Regions from separate parts of the Mus musculus genome. Here region 1 is linked to region 2. A link is a contact called in ENCODE POLR2A ChIA-PET data. All regions are on one chromosome and are shown on one strand. Each heading gives the region's core, a stretch centred on a gene start or an enhancer-like site at or near the end of the contact. The rest is flanking DNA. Distances are from core to core; before and after follow the strand shown. Region 1 holds the start of Sf1 (splicing factor 1). Region 2 holds the start of Tm7sf2 (transmembrane 7 superfamily member 2).

Region 1 (7,581 bases), core at 2,528-5,027, 300 kb after region 2:
CTATCTCTGTCCCAGGCTGACCCTGAGCTCAGGAAACTGCGTGTATTTGTAAGCCTAAACAGAAAACAAAACAAAACCCAAACTTAGCTGAGTGTGATCTCAGCTTTCGATCACCACTCTTTATTTCCTTAGTGTCTTCCTCACAAGCTGTCTCACAGTTCAGCTGCCTCTGTTCCTTTAGATCTGTGAAGCCCCTTATGCAATTCATATTACATCCTTGTATTTTTGCATAGTTGAGAAATTATATATTTTCAAACTCATGTTTTTAGAGTTCTTTTCCACAGCCTTAAGGGCTGTCCTAAAGGTCCCAGCTTTTACCAATATGCTGAGACCTCCCAGACTCATGCTGTCTCTGGTTATCATGGAGTTATTAATGTTGTTAGCAGGGAGGACATTCCTCAGAGAAATGTAAAAATATGTACATTATTATACAAACAAGTCTTAAGCCCATACCTGCTGGCCCTGTCCCAGGGCCAGAGCCATGCCATTCTGTCCCTACCAAGGTGTCATTCTGTCCCTACCAGGGCGTCATTCTGTCCTGACTCGGCAGGATGATTGTTTCATTTCCTGCTGTGCTGCAGAGTTGGTGCTCCACTGTAAACCCAGCAGCCATCACTGCTGCACATGGTAAAAGGAAGACAGCACTGTCCTTCATCTGACACTGTTTCCAATGAGAAGGTACATGAAGTCTCTTGACCTAAACCCAGGGATAGATATGGGTGGATTAGAATATTATGTAAGACTTACAGCATTGTTATCCTGAATTTTGGAATTCTTACAATCACTGGGTAGGGTCTCATCATGTAACTCTTGCTGGCCTGGAACTTGTTACATACATCAGGCTGGCCTTGAATTCTGTCTGTGGAGTGCTGGAATTAAAACAGTGGCTTGTCATCAAATCCAACTTTATAATTACTTTTTCCCATAGATGATCTCATGAATTCTCAAGACTGGAGCTAAATCCCTAGTCTAAATATGTATCTGCTGTATTATGAAAATATGTACACAGTGCTTACCTGCACCCATTAGCAAGTTGGGTTTTTTTTCCTTAAGTAGTATTGTCAAGAATGGTTTCTTTTCCATCAGTACTGCTAAAAGTTCTCTCAAGCCTTCTATCCTCTACTTATTTAAGACAAGTATGTTAGAGCAGGTCACCTCCCACTGATTTGGGGTATGTGGTGCCATGGTCACTCTTCAGTGGATTTCATTATTTCTTATCCTTCTTCACTCATTAGTTCACCCAGCTCTGAACAATCACACAGTGTCATGTTGATCAGCCAACTCCCTTCACGGATTTGTGCAGAAGCCCTAGGTTTTCTGCAAGTGTTTCTTTGATTTCAGTTACCTCTCCCGACAGAGGAGAGTTCACTGGCAGCCTGCACATTTTCCAGAGCACCACACTCACCCCGAAGCACAGTGGGTCTGGTGTGCAGTCCTATCTCTGGATGGGCAGGAAGCCATGGTGGATACAGGCTGTGGACAGACCATGGCCTGAGTGCTCCTTGACATTCCTAGTGCCATGATTGATCAAGGTTCCAAGAGTTCCCATGCTATGCCTCCACCATCACTTACTTTTTTATTGCTGTGACCCAGGAAAGTTAGAGGAGAGAGAGCTTATTGCTTACAGTTCAGAGGGTGAGCCCATGGCAACCTTGGTGGGGAGCATGGCGGCAGGAAGCAGGCAGCTTCTGTTGTAGTAGCTGAGAATTTACACTGAATCAGCAGAAAGACGGAGACAGACAAGAGACTAGGCCTGGTGTGGGCTTTTGAAATTACCCACAGTGATAGACCTCCTCCAACAAGACCATGTCTCCAAATCCTTCCCAAATAGATCTACTAACTGGGGTTAAGCATTCAAATAAGTCTAAGGGGTCCACTCTCATTCAAACTTCCACAGCCTGCTCTGGCCAGCTACATAATGGTTTTCAGTATTTGGGACTGAACCGAGGCCCTTGGCCATACTAAGCAAGTATTCTACTACTGTGGGGCTTTTGTTGTCGTTGTTAAGTCTTTAGAGATTATTTTAATGTGTATAAGTGTTTTATCTACATGTATGTTTGTACATCAGCAGTAAGAGCAGTGCCTGAGGTGTCAGAACAGGGAGTCACGATCCTCTGGAACAGAAGTGAGATGGTTGTTAGTTGGTGTGGAAGAGTATCCAGCACTCTTTTTTTTTGTTTGTTTTGTTTTTCCAGACAGGGTTTCTCTGTGTAGCCCTGGCTATCCTGGAACTCACTCTGTAGACCAGGCTGGCCTCAAACTCAGAAATCCTCCTGCCTCTGCCTCCCGAGTGCTGGGATTAAAGGCGTGCGCCACCACCGCCCTGCTGTCCAGCACTCTTAACTGCCGAGCTGGCCCCTCCTCTGCTTAGGTTGATAGGTTTCTTGGGTATTACAGTTGGCTTTTCTACTTTCACATGTCTGCTGATGTAATCTGGGAGTTACATGTGCTAGGTTCTACCACTCAATTGTATTTTCTGCCCAGACATTTGCTCTTTCTCTGTTCTATGGCCATTTCCTCCCTACCTGTCATAGTCTGTTGACTTGTACCATCCACCATACTTGAGTTTCTTATCTTTGTAGTCTCTTTATTCCTAGATTACTCCAAACCTTCTGTTGTCTACATGTCTACTTTTCTACATCATTTTAAAAGATTACTTAGTCTTATGTATATGGGTGTTTTGTCTGCATATAAGTCTGTGCACCATATATATGCAGTGCCTGTGAGGCCAGAAGAGGGTTCTGATATCCTGGGACTGAAGTTACGGATGGTTGTGAGTCACCATTTAGGTTCTAGGAATCCAACCTGGGACTCTGGAAGAGTAGCCAGTGCCTGGTCTTATCTGCTATTTCTCTAGCCACTCTAATTACATATTAAACACTGTTTCCCCTACTGGGTCTAAATAACCTCTCTGTGAGAACCCTATCTATCCCCAGTTCTATTATGTTGTGCTAACCTGTTTCATTACTCTCATGTTTATTTCATGGGAAGGAATGTTTGGCCTCAGTCTCATTTACAAGTTCCCTACCATTTTTATGGGTAATTTTAAGGTACCCGAAACAAATTTCCAACGCATTGAGATTTCCCTGGAAGTGCACACTTTTAGACTAACTTTTGAAATGACTTTCTCTCCCCTCTCCAAGAAGGACTTGGAGCGCCTGACTTTTCCTTTACAAGAGTTAGTATGTGCCATTGAACCTGGATTTTTTGAGACAGATATACTGTACCCCAGGTTAGCCCCAAACTCATGTCAGCTCTCCTGTCTCAGCCTTTCAAGTTCTCGGGTGACAGGCTACTTGGCTACCTTGTACCGGAATGAAATAAAGTCTTTAAATACACCCACCAACTACCCTAGTTTTGAGCCATTTCGTAACACTATTTTTCAGAGAAAACAGGAAGTCTTTCTCTACTCTACCTGCAGCTTCGACGTATCCTGTTCGTCAGCTCGAGCCCGCCCCTTCGCCGCGGTCCCTAGTTACCTCTAGCACAATGACTAACGTCACTTAAGGCCTCCGTTCCGCCCCTCTGGGGAAGGGGGCGGGGACACGCGTGCCCTCCCTACGCATGCGCACCCCTGCTCTCCGCCTTGGTTCCGGCTTCTCCTCCCGGCTTTCTCCATTCTCGAGCGGCTGGCTCCTGGGGGAGGGGAATCGTTTCAGCCAATCGTGTGGCACTACGACGCCGAGGCGCTTACCTCCATCGGTTTCAGCCAATGAGCTAGCCGTTCTCTCACGTCACAGACTTTGCCCCCTCCTATTCCCCTGCCACTCTGGCCTCAGTCCGCGCAGTAACAAGGAGTGCGCGCTGCGACACCTCCCAGTTCCCCCGGCCCCGCCGCCATTTCGTCGCCGGGCCTAACGGTTCGGCCAATCCCGACCCATATTGAAAAGAGCCAGTGCTCCACCAATCGGAGGCCGCTGCCTCCGACCTCACCTCGGGCCGGCCCAATCCAGGCCGCGGCCCCTCCGCCCCGAGCCCGCCCCCGCGGCGTCCTTTCTCCTCCCTCTTTGTGCGTCTGGCGCCGCCGCCGCCCGCCGCGTGAGAGGACGGGCTCCCCGCGCTCTTCAGCCGCGTAGTCGGGTCCCCTCCCCCCCACCTCCAGCTCCCGGAAGGTTCGTGAAGGAGAAGTCGCCGCGGAGGACGAGGAACCGCTGCTGCCGGTCCCCTGGGGCGCCATGGCGACCGGAGCGAACGCCACGCCGCTGGGTAAGCTGGGCCTACCAGGCCTTTCCCCACTTCCTGGGCCCAGAGGCAGCTTCAAGCCCAGCCTATTGGCGCTCGGGACGCCGCTGCCGGGGGCCCTAACCACGGCCTTGTCCTTAGCGGCGGTGCCGTCACCGCCGCCGCCCCCGGCCTCGTACCCGCCATAGCAGCCGCCCCCGCGCCGCCGCCGCTCTTTTCAGCGAGGGTCGCCTCCGCGCCAGGACCAGCAGCCGGGCCAGCCCGGTGGCGGCGGAGGTGAGTCGGGCCGATAGAGCGCGAGAGTCGTCGGGCGAACCGAACCGGCCGACGGAGGGGCAACGCCACCGCGGTTGGACGCGGCGAGGACGCGCGCGCGCGCACGGGAGGCCCGGGCGGACGCGCCACGGGGAACGCGCGGCCTGGTTTGGGAGGCTTCGATTGCGCACGCGCACCGCGAGAACCAGAAGGGCGGGAGGAAGCGTTCTTCGCGCAGACGCAGTGAGGCGTTCAGGCTTTGTGGCGCAATTGTGGTAGTTTTGGAAGAAGCCACCTGTTGCCCCCTGAGCTCCTGCTATGGAGGACAGGAGAGTCAGGTCCACGGGACGACGTGGTGTGAGTGGCTCCCTTGATGGTTTTTAGCAGCCCCGTGGCAGGAGTGTCTCCTTTCACAGTGAGGCGAGTTCGGAAGGCTACTAGGGATGCTTGAGTTCGATCATTTATTAAAGGTTTTCTCCTTTTGTTTTCTAGAAGGTTCTCAGAGTGACCAGCTTTCCCCGTGCTGTTTTAAAAGGCTTTTTCTCTGGGCCTGTAATCTGAGAAGTAGAAAACCTTGTGTGGTAAATGTAGGGAAGAATGTAATAAATCAGAGTTCTGATGACAAGTGTCCACTGGTCAGGAAAACTGATCTTTCCACGAGTAAGAATGGTCATATTGAAGGATGGCATGTTTCCCACAGTAATGTGTAGCAAGAGATTTGTTGTGTACTCTTGTAGCTTGAGTTCCAATGCTTTGTGGGCCTCATTCCAGTTTCCTCTTTTCTGCCCTTTAAGGCATTCAGAATTGATAATATGTATCTGTACACTTCTGATTCTGGGTTTCTGTGCATTAAGTCTTGGAAGCAAGGGCATGATGGTTCATGCTTTTAATCCTAGCACTCTGGAGGCAGAGGAAGGTGGGGCTTTGAGTTTGATGCCAGTCTACATAGTTTAAGACTGCCAGGGTTCTCTAAAGGGACTTCTGTCTCAAAAAACAAACAAAAGATCCAAAGAGTTGGAGATATGCATCAGTGGTAGAGCTCTTACCCAATATATGCAAAAACTCTGATGTTAACACTACAAAAGAAATGTGTTCCTTGTTACATTCTCTAGTATTTTCGTTTTAAAAGAACTAAATGTGAACTGTTCCTTAACTTTCCTGACAGGAGGATCTTTAAAATGGCTGCTTGTTTTCTCTGACCTCTGAGATTTCTTTCTTTTTAAAAATTTAGGTGATTTCAGTTTAGTTTTAATTATCATGAACTGCTTGCCTTCTGGTTCATATTTCTGCCTGATGGGCTCTGTCTGTCTTTAGACTTCCCAAGTAAGAAGAGGAAGAGGAGCCGATGGAACCAAGACACAATGGAGCAGAAGACAGTGATTCCAGGCATGCCTACAGTTATACCCCCTGGACTGACTCGGGAACAGGAAAGAGCTTACATAGGTAAATACACGTTCTACATCCAGGTGCATCTTCAGATTGTTACTGCAGATTGTTCTGAGTGATGAACCTGTTGAAAGTCTTAAGATTTTAGTCATGGGAACAAGGTGTGATGAGCTATGCTTTCATAGCTGTGTAATCCGTGATTTGCTTGGCCAGTCCTGCATTTGCAGCTTCTTGTTTGGGCCTGCTCTTAGCTCGGCAGCCCCCTTCTCAGCTGCTGTTCTTGCTCATTGGTGAGGTGAATGCTATCTTCCTCTCTGGACAGGCCCCAGTGGAGAACACTGCAGGTATTGTAAACCAGTTGCTTTTTTGTAGCATGGCCTTTCACCATAATGTCATGGTTCCCTTTCCCTAAAATTGTGGTTTCGTTTTTTTATAGGTACAAAATAGTTTAAGCAAAAAGTGGCTCGGAAAGCATTTATAGTTTACCCATTTTGTTGAATTTAATCCTTCCCTTCAGTATCCTTTCTTGTTCCATCTTTAGAGAGCTGTCTTAAAACAGGCTCTTGTAATTTACCACTAAAGGACTCTGCTGGGAAGGGTTTACTGTTTGATTTGAAATGAAGTGGTGGCAGAATTTAAAAAATTAGGTTACTGTCCACAGTAGAATTAAACCTCAAAATTACTTAAAATCCAAGGTCATAATAAATGGAAGTTTTATATCTGTCCTGCTGTCTCAAAAAGTGCACTTGATAAACATTTTCAACTAACCAAGTAAACATCCTCTTTGGGGCAGAAACCTCGTTGGGTCCATTGAGCTGTGTCCTTCTCAGACAGCTTCAAGGCTAAGGTGCTCTGAGTCTGGAGGTCTTCATTTCCTGGTTCTTAGATTGCTGAGGATTTTGAGGCGTGGAATTGTCTGCTTCTCACAGTACTTACTACTAATCCTACTTTCTCCTGCTGTTTACTCTCACCTAAGCCTTGGGTGTCATTAGACCAGTGTTGGACCTTGTAAGATGTCTTAGTGCTCCCACAGCCCAAGACCAGTCTAAAAAAACAGTACTTTACAACTCCCTCTCTTCCTCTGGAGGCCCAGTTAATGCATCAAGCCCTTAGAGACTATTTACATATTTTGTTGAAGTAGATAAACTCAGAGTTAGAAGCTAGGGTGCATTTTTAGTTCAAGGGAGGTAGCAGTCTTTCCTGGTTTATTCTTCAGTGCTGGATGTTTATTCACGTTAGATCCCACAACTAGAGGCTGCCCTATGGTACTGAGCTGCTAGGTTGCTGAGCTTAGTCTGGCTGCAAGCCTAGAGCTTGTTGTCATGAAGGAGCTTGGAGAGTAGCAGTGTTTCCATGGCACATTTGCTTTGTCCAGGGGTCCTTGGTATCCTCTTCACTGTCGATTTTTTTTTTTTTTTAATCAGTATTTCAGCATGGAGATGTTGTATAGTCCTGTGAAACATGTCTTAATGCAGATAATTAGAATTTTCTGTATTTAAGGTATGTATTAAACCTAATTGTAGGTAAACTGTGCCATTACTGCTTTCTCAGAGACCTGGGGCGTAATAAAAATACATACCAGAAGCAGTCACATACCATGTCGAAGAAGCTACTCTAGGTTTGCTATCTATCCTAGTGCTGTGTTAAATTTTGTCTGAGTTACTGACAGCTTTTAGTGAATCTCTCATGTTTCAAACCTGGGGGCCATATACAGTCTCTTGACCCTCACTTAGCATCTACACACCTTCCTAAGATATC
Region 2 (7,756 bases), core at 2,405-4,904:
AACCTAAAGGAAGTGAGGACAGGGCCATTGTCTGAAGTGGAGCATCTGGGTAGAACAGTGCCGACCTCGCCCTCCTTCCAGCTGCCCGCTCACATGTTGAATGGATCCAGGTCGTGTACTCGAGACACACTGGATTGCGACTCTGCCTTGACTTAAAACTCCTGCCTTGGAATCTGAGCTTTATCACTTGGGCAGAATATGTCTCTTTGCTAAAACTCACGTCCCCACTGCCATATGGAAACAGGAGTAATCAGGGCCCCGCCTTGAGTTCTTGTTGGAACACTAATATGTTTGTAGAGCTAAGAATTGGCTTATTATGAACCTAAATTTTGTACCCTCTTCCTCCTCCTCCTCCCTTTTTTTTTTTTTTTTTTTTCCGAGACAGGGTTTCTCTGTATAGTCTTGGCTGTCCTGGAACTCACTTTGTAGACCAGGCTGGCCTCGAACTCAGAAATCCACCTGTCTCTGCCTCCCAAGTGCTGGGATTAAAGGCGTGCGACACCACCACCTGGCCCCCCTCCTCCTCCTCCTTTTTGTCATCTTCTTTATAAGTCAGAGTTTGGGGCTGGAGAGATGACCTCTTCCAAAGGTCATGAGTTTAATTCCCAGCAACCACATGGTGGTTCACAACCATCCATAACAAGTTCTGTCGCCCTCTTCTAGAGTGTCTAAAGATAGCTACAGTGTACTTTAATAAATAAATAAATATTTTTTTAAAAGGGGTGGGCTGGAGAGATGGCTCAGTGGATAAGAGCACTGACTGCTCTTCCAAAGATCATGAGCTCAATTCCCAGTAACCACATGGTGGCTCACAACCATCTGTAAAGAGATCTGATGCCCTCTTCTGGTGTGTCTGGAAACAGCTACAGTGTACTCATATAAATCAAATACATCTTTAAAAAATATAAATAAGTCAGGGTTTCTTTGTGTATCCCTCGCTGTCCTGAAACTTTTTCTGTAGACCAGGCTAGCTTCGAACTCAGAGATCCACCTGTCTCTGCCAAAGTGCTGGATTAAGGGTGTGCACCACCACTGCCTGGCTTTAGACTCTCTTTCTAGTAGCTCCAGTGGCCTGAATAGTGTAGTTTCTTCAGTAATACTGATGTGGTATTTTCTTGAGAGAGAGAGTGAGAGAGAGAGAGAGAGAGAGAGAGAGAGAGAGTTTCACTAAGTAGCTTTGGTTGATTTGGAACCATATAGACCAGGCTGGCCTTGAACTCACAGAGATCTGCCTGCTATTGCCTCTGGAGTGCTGGGATCAAAGGCATGCCCTACTACACCCAGCCCTCACAGGAAATTGTAGAAGAAAATTTCATTCAATCCTGTTTTATGAGTGAGAAAATAACCTTATATTCTGGCATATATGTTGACAGGCCAGTCTCCGATTAATGTTGGGACTAGGCCTGGTGGGATTGTAGTAACTGTAATCCTAGTTACTTGATTAGCTGAGGGAAGTAGAAGGAACCTTGATTTTGAGACTAGTCTGGACTATCCGAGTGAGACCTGTTTCAAAACTAAACCAAATCCAAACTCAGATTCAGTGGACATGGGCACTCCTGCCTCTACAGTGAAGGCAGGACCTTGCCTGAGCCCCTTTGGAGCTCTTGGCCACCACCCATGTACCCCATGTACATGTGATCTTAACACAAGAACAGCTGGCCTGTTGTCAAGGCCACCAATGACAAACAAGGTGTTAAATCTGACAATCCCTGGAGGCAGTTGCCTGGTCCTTCAAGCTTCTCCTTAGCTGTCTTTGAAGTTGATTTTATATTTGGCCGCTACATCCGAAGCTGCACCTGCTTTCCCAGCTCGCTGCCTGCTTTGCTCCCCCATACAGCCTGTCATCACTGTGGTATAGATTTAGTTTTGTGGTGCTAGGGTTGGAATCTAGGGCTTTATGTACATAAGCCAAATGCGCGCGCTCTCTCTCTCTCTCTCTCAAGATTTTATATTAAAAACCCTCTTGTTCTATTAAAGCAAAACCATAGGTTCATAACACAGCAACATATTGGCAAATGAATGAATGAATGATTGCTGCCCACCCAGCAATGCTAGCCCACTCTGCTCTTCTCCTGGCCCAAGTCCAGCAGAATTAAGTCCAGCATGTCAGCATACCCAGCCAATGAGGCCAGGTCTCAGCTCACAGAAATATTTGAAGTCAAAGGAACCGAGGCGAGGGTTCAGCTCCCGTCCAAGAAAGAAGTCATACATGGAATTTCCTGGGGAACAACAGAAGGTGAAGGCACACCAGGTATGCATGCATCCCACCTACCTCATCCCTACCTCACTGGGACCCTTCTCACCTGAGTTTCCCCCAGGAGCCAGGGCTGAGGCAGGAGCTACCAAAGCCTTCGCATAGAGGAGGAGGCTGAAGATAAAGCTGGTGAGAGTGGTCGCAAAGGCCAAGGGCAGGAGCATTCCAGGGAGTGCCCCCAGGGGCAGCCCCACTGACACCCCCAGCCCCATCAACAGGGCTGTTAGCACCAGAGCCTGGAAGCCTGAACCACAGCACAGAGTGAGCCCTGGGGTGGCTTGCATACTTCCAAAGCCAACACACACACACACACACACACACACACACACACGCAGTTCTGGGAGAACATTGGCCATTGGCCTGGAGCTGAGTAGTAGCAAAAGAGGTAGATGCACGGCGAGGTTCCCATAAGGGCACAAACATGTCATCAGAGCTGGTCCATAAACCTCCCACCACCCTTGGAACCCACCCCAACCCATGTTAACTGCGATTCAGGGAGGGGGGGGAACCCCAGTCACCATTAATAGGGTAGCGCAGGCGACTCTTGTCCTTCAGTTCCAGGCCTTCGGCCACCTGCGGGTACAGGGCAGGTTTTATAAGAGCTGGGGATGACTTCCCAGGCTCCAGCCCTCCCTGCACCCTCCTCCCTGGTGTGTTAAAACAGATCACACACCTTGCGTGCAGGCAGCAAATAGAGCGCCACCTGCAGGCCGAGCCAGATGAACAATAGCAGCAGAGCCCATGGGCTCCACAGCTCCTCCAGCCCAGGCAGATAGGCCGGTAGGGCCAGGAGGCGCGCCGGGCCCGAGCGAGCCGCCAGGAGCAGGTGGAACATGGTGGCAGGCAGCAGGATCAGTAAAGCCGCGACGCCTGGAAAGAGGGCCACTGTGTAGCGTGACTGCTCCCAAGAGCTCTCTCAAGTCCTCGGGCGCCTTGAGTCACCTGCCTGCTTAGCAGTTTCCCAGCGCCATACTCCTATCTTAATTTTCATCTTGTTCCTCTGCCCTCTGGCATTCCCAAAGACCATCCTGCTCTCCCAACTGTCTTTCATTACACAAACTCCCCGCTGTGCTGCTGTCAGCACTCCCTCCTCTTCTGCAGACACCCCGACACCCGCGCACCGGATCCTTCTGCTCCGAGCCTTCTATAGAGCTCGTATCCTATCCTGCTCCCGTTAAGTGGCATCAGGTCAGCCTCCACCCCAAACCTTCCCATTTACCCAACGGCCCCCCGAATTCCAGTGGGGCCTGGGAGGCCTCACGAGAAGTCATGATCTCTGCTTTGCCGGGGAACAATGGTTCACAAAAGTCGATCAAGGAAACACAAACCGCCCCATGCCGGGTTATGGCTCTGCATCAGACACGGAGGTGGAAAAGCTGCTGCTCTTGTTCATTGATCTTTAAATGGACGCGCCCTCTGCCCACCCTGGGCCCAGCACAGTAGCCAATCAGCGCTGGGAGGCGGGCCCCATGCTGGCGCCTCAGAAGCTTCGGCACTGAAACCCAACCCGGGCGGGTCCCGCCCCTGCAGGCAAGAGGAAGGAGGAGGACACATAAGTTTATTAGAAGGATCCATGAACCCGCCAGCGGGGAAGGGCCTCTAGGATGAGAACAGGGCACAGGGAGGACAGGGCGATAGGGCTACTACGCGACTCGTTGGCAGATTCTAGCCGCGCTCGCAGATGACCTCGACAACACTAGGTTCCATGGGCACTGGGTCGGGACAGCGCAGAGCAGCTGAGGCTACTACTTCGTCCAGCAGCAGGTGCACTAGCTCCTCATCAGCCACAAAGCGCCACAAGTAAAGCTGCAGGAAGTGGCAGTCCACCTGCACCTGCTGCAGCCCAAAGCGCCCAAAGGTGCGTAGGCGCACACACTCCAGTAGTGTCTTCAAGCTGATCTTAATGATGCCAGTCAGCACCGACACCTGCAGGTGGACACAGGGATGCAGCTCAGGATTGCCGTCTTTTGGGGAGGAGGATACATCCAAATTCTGAGCAGAGGCAAGGGAGATAAAGACAGAAATTTCTAGGGCTCAGCTAAGAAGGGAACAATGCAATGTTGCCACCATAAAGGCGAGGGCAGGTAAACCCCGGTGGTCAGATCAGAGATGGGGCCTCATGAATACGATGGGCAGCAGTCACCACTGACTACAAAGTAAAATGGAGGAAAGATATTGCTGAGCTTGGGCTTCGGAGGGGCAGAGATCAAGATATGAGTGGGAACCCCCGATGACTAAAGACTAGTTTGGAGAGTAAAGTGTGGACAAGGTGGTTTTGCTCTGGACCTAGAGACAGAGATTACGTAAAGTGATCTTTAATTCTGCTCAGATGTGGTCCTAGGGCTCTCTGGGTTAGTGTGGGAGCCACCCTTCCCCTGGGATGTAGAGGAGAAGGTACTTCAGACCTTGTTGAATTCCACGGGGCTGAACACATCGATCCGTTCAGAGAACAGCTTCTGAATATTGCTCAGGAGGTTTGTGTCCATGGGAGCACTGGAAGGGGGAAAGAAAGAGTGAGAGGCCACTCTGCCCAGCCTCCCTCTTCTGTCTCTCAGGGAGGCTCCTAGCAGCCTGACCTGGGTGTGTAGCTGGGTGCATAGCGGCCCTGCTGCCGGGAGCTGCTGTACACAGAGAAAGTCCTTTTGCTTGAGTCACTGCTCTGGGCCTTCCGGACACCCTCTTCATACAGGAGCCCCACCTGGGGGAGAAAAGATGCGCTGCAAGGTCAGAGCATGGTTACTGACAAAACCTCCCCTCTCTGCTGGTTGAAGAATCCTAGGTATGGTCACCACCTACACAATCAGGGGAGTGGGAGCAAGGCAGGGAAAACCTAGTCTGAAACCCAGTTTTTAGCTCATCCCTGCTTCAGCTTTTTGGGTGACTTTGGGCCTGCACATCCCACAGGTATGAAATGAGGCTTCTAGTGGCACGACATGGGTACAGCCAGACCCCTTTTGTCTTGGTCCTTGGAATCCAGCATGCATTGGGGTTCCAGCAGCCGGCCTGTGGCAGCACCTGGACATCAATAGCTGTAGTGTCCTCCACCACACGCTTCATGACAGCACGCACGTTCCTAGGCTCCAGAGTACTGAGCCAGTCCCGGGTCTCCACACTCTTACGTAGCATCTGGGATATGACCAGGCCTTGCACCTTCACATAGTGAGTCAGCAGCCGCCGTGCTGTCTCTCTGGCCTCTGCACACAGTGTGCTCACGGGTGTAACGGGAGACTGGTCCTAAGTCACAAAAGCAGAGGACAAAGGTTGCAGGTATTAGAGACAGACCAGAAACCACCACCAATGAGGAGGTGAGCAAATCTTGGGAAACTGAGGCTGAGATGAGTGCAGACCACCAGTCTGGTTCCTGTGTTGACAGCATCATGCCCTTTCCCCTCTCCTGAGCCACTTCACCTGCACCAGAAACTGTTCATCAGTGAGTGTGAGGATGTAGGAGATGGTGGCTGTCTCATAATCCAGGCAGAGGCGAGAGAGCAGCAGGAGCAGGGCAGGCGGCGTGGCACCTCCCTTTTCTCCAGGGCTGTCACAGAAGCTCTGGGCTGTCTGGCACATGGAGCGGATGAAACCCACGATGAGGCCCTCACGAACTCCCTGGCTGCAGAACTCGCCCTGTGAAGGGAAGCCCAGATTTACCACGTCCTTTCTCATAGGATGGAGAGGCTCAGCAAAGTCAGAGCACAGGGCTATTCCTCCCTCTTTGCCTTAACCCTCCTCCACAGGCCACCCCACCCTGCTTCCGAGCCTCGGTGGTAAGGCTGGCAGCAGTGAGGTCCCTGGTACCCTTCTAGCTTTAGCCCGGCTGCATAGCATTTTCTCCTCCAGACTGCCTCCTGAGAATGTGACTCCACACGCAGAGTACTTGAGACAGTATTGTGTGGGGCTGGTGACATGTCCCAGGGCTCCCCAAACACTAGTAAAAGGCTGCTGGAGGGCCAGTCAGCAGAACGAATAAGCAAAGCCAAAGGACAGCATACCCTGAAGTAGGGCTTATTGGAGAAGGACACCTCCTTGGCGGTAAAGAGATGCACAGAAGCCAGTGACGTCTTGATGTGGCTTAGGATGGAGCTGGCCACATTGGCCAGCAACTCAGCCAGGCTGGGGCCCTCCTTCCCCGCTAGGCGAGGTGCTGCCAGGGCCTGGCGAACATCCGTCAGGGAGCTCAGGAAGGCAGCCTTCAGACCCTGCAGATGGTGGCTCAGGCGCTCCCGGGCCACTCGCTCCACAATCTCTGTGGCTGACTCTGAAAGCCCAGCAGCGGCCAGCAGGGCCCCAGGTGCTCGCAGGCGCCGGTGGAAGCGATCTAGTGCCCGCACCAGCAGTGAGTTGTCACTACCACCCTGCTCCTGTGCCAGCCGCCGCTCAACCAGTGCAAAGTAGCGGCCGCCCAGCTCCTGCGCAAAGGCTGCCAGCTTCTCCGCACCAGCAGGGCCCTGAGCAGCAAACAGCTCTTGGTAGGCTGCTGCCACCTGGCAGAGGCCACCTACAAAACCATTGCCACCACGGTCGGTGAACTCTAACACATCAGGTGCTGGAGGGGAGGGCCCCAGTTCGGCCTCCAGGCTGCTCAGTTCTTCCTCCAGCCGTCCCCGCGCATGCGCCAGGAACTCCTCGCACAGCTCCTCAGCTGGCTCGCCCAGGGCCAGCAGCAGCTCCACACACTCGGCCTGCTCCGGGGCACCTGAGCAGCCTTCCCTGTAGTGACAGAGATGCAGTGAGGACAGCTTGTGGGCTGCAAGGGAGGAAAAAATGTGGGGGGCACTCGATGTGTTTGGAGAACAATGACCAGGCCCGGAAACCACACCTGAAGCGCTGCCGCAGCTGCTGGGCCAAGCGAGCTGTGATGACCTGGCAGTCATCCTGTATGGCACGGAAGGAGGGCAGGTGCTGGTACTGCTGCAGCACGGCCCTGGCACGACCCTGATAGCGCACTGCCTGCCCATAGGCACCCAGCTCCACACACTTGGTGAGGCGCGAAGGCAGCTCAAAAAGGAACTGCAGCTTCCGCAGTAGTGCATGTACCCCTAGGAGACAGGAAGGGCACGTGAGCTGCAGAGCTCAGGGTGGCTGGCTGCAGGGCCTGGCCAGCACAGAGCCTACCTGCTAGCTTGGTGATGCGCTCGTGTCGGTCCTGTAGCGTGGCGCTGATCCGTGCGCTGAAGTTGGTGATCACTGCCATGTTGGTGGCCAGCCGGTCCATCTCATCTTCCATCTTCCGGAAGTCATTCTTCATCTTTCGAATGGTGTCTAGATGGGCAAGAGTTGAGCGAGGGAAATGGAAACGACTAAGGCAGAGGTACAACTCTCACTGATACCAATGATGTGACTGAAATGGGCGGGGCCTTGGCACATAAGATGTTTATGTTGGTGCAGCAAGCCCTGAGTACCCGTGTCCCTGGTGTGGAGGGAAGAGGGTGAGACTGGAGGGTGAGATTGGAGGGAAAGTGCTGGGCAGTGGTGGTGCAAGCCTTTAATCCCAGCACTTGGGAG

The links. ChIA-PET counts read pairs that join two places held with the same protein, here RNA polymerase II (POLR2A).
Region 1: POLR2A ChIA-PET joins it to region 2 with 17 read pairs in embryonic stem cell. The contact joins the promoter of Sf1 here to the promoter of Tm7sf2 in region 2. POLR2A ChIA-PET finds 5 or more read pairs at or near these places in 3 of 5 experiments (Patski and embryonic stem cell).

Annotation. Positions count from the first base shown.
Region 1 is chr19:6,359,913-6,367,493 of GRCm38, forward strand. It overlaps Sf1 (splicing factor 1), which reads left to right and starts at 3,778. Exons shown (of 13, transcript NM_001110791.1): 1 at 3,778-4,206; 2 at 5,752-5,880. The coding sequence starts at 4,176. It overlaps Gm14966 (predicted gene 14966), which reads right to left and starts at 3,798. Exons shown (of 3, transcript NR_168058.1): 1 at 3,695-3,798; 2 at 748-869.
Region 2 is chr19:6,064,196-6,071,951 of GRCm38, forward strand. Tm7sf2 (transmembrane 7 superfamily member 2) reads right to left here and starts at 3,655. Exons shown (of 10, transcript NM_028454.2): 1 at 3,474-3,655; 2 at 2,928-3,124; 3 at 2,773-2,827; 4 at 2,304-2,498; 5 at 2,116-2,219; 6 at 1-3. The coding sequence starts at 3,525. Vps51 (VPS51 GARP complex subunit) reads right to left here. Exons shown (of 10, transcript NM_001081041.1): 3 at 7,367-7,513; 4 at 7,071-7,290; 5 at 6,244-6,961; 6 at 5,663-5,878; 7 at 5,270-5,488; 8 at 4,831-4,952; 9 at 4,660-4,747; 10 at 3,647-4,180. The coding sequence ends at 3,920.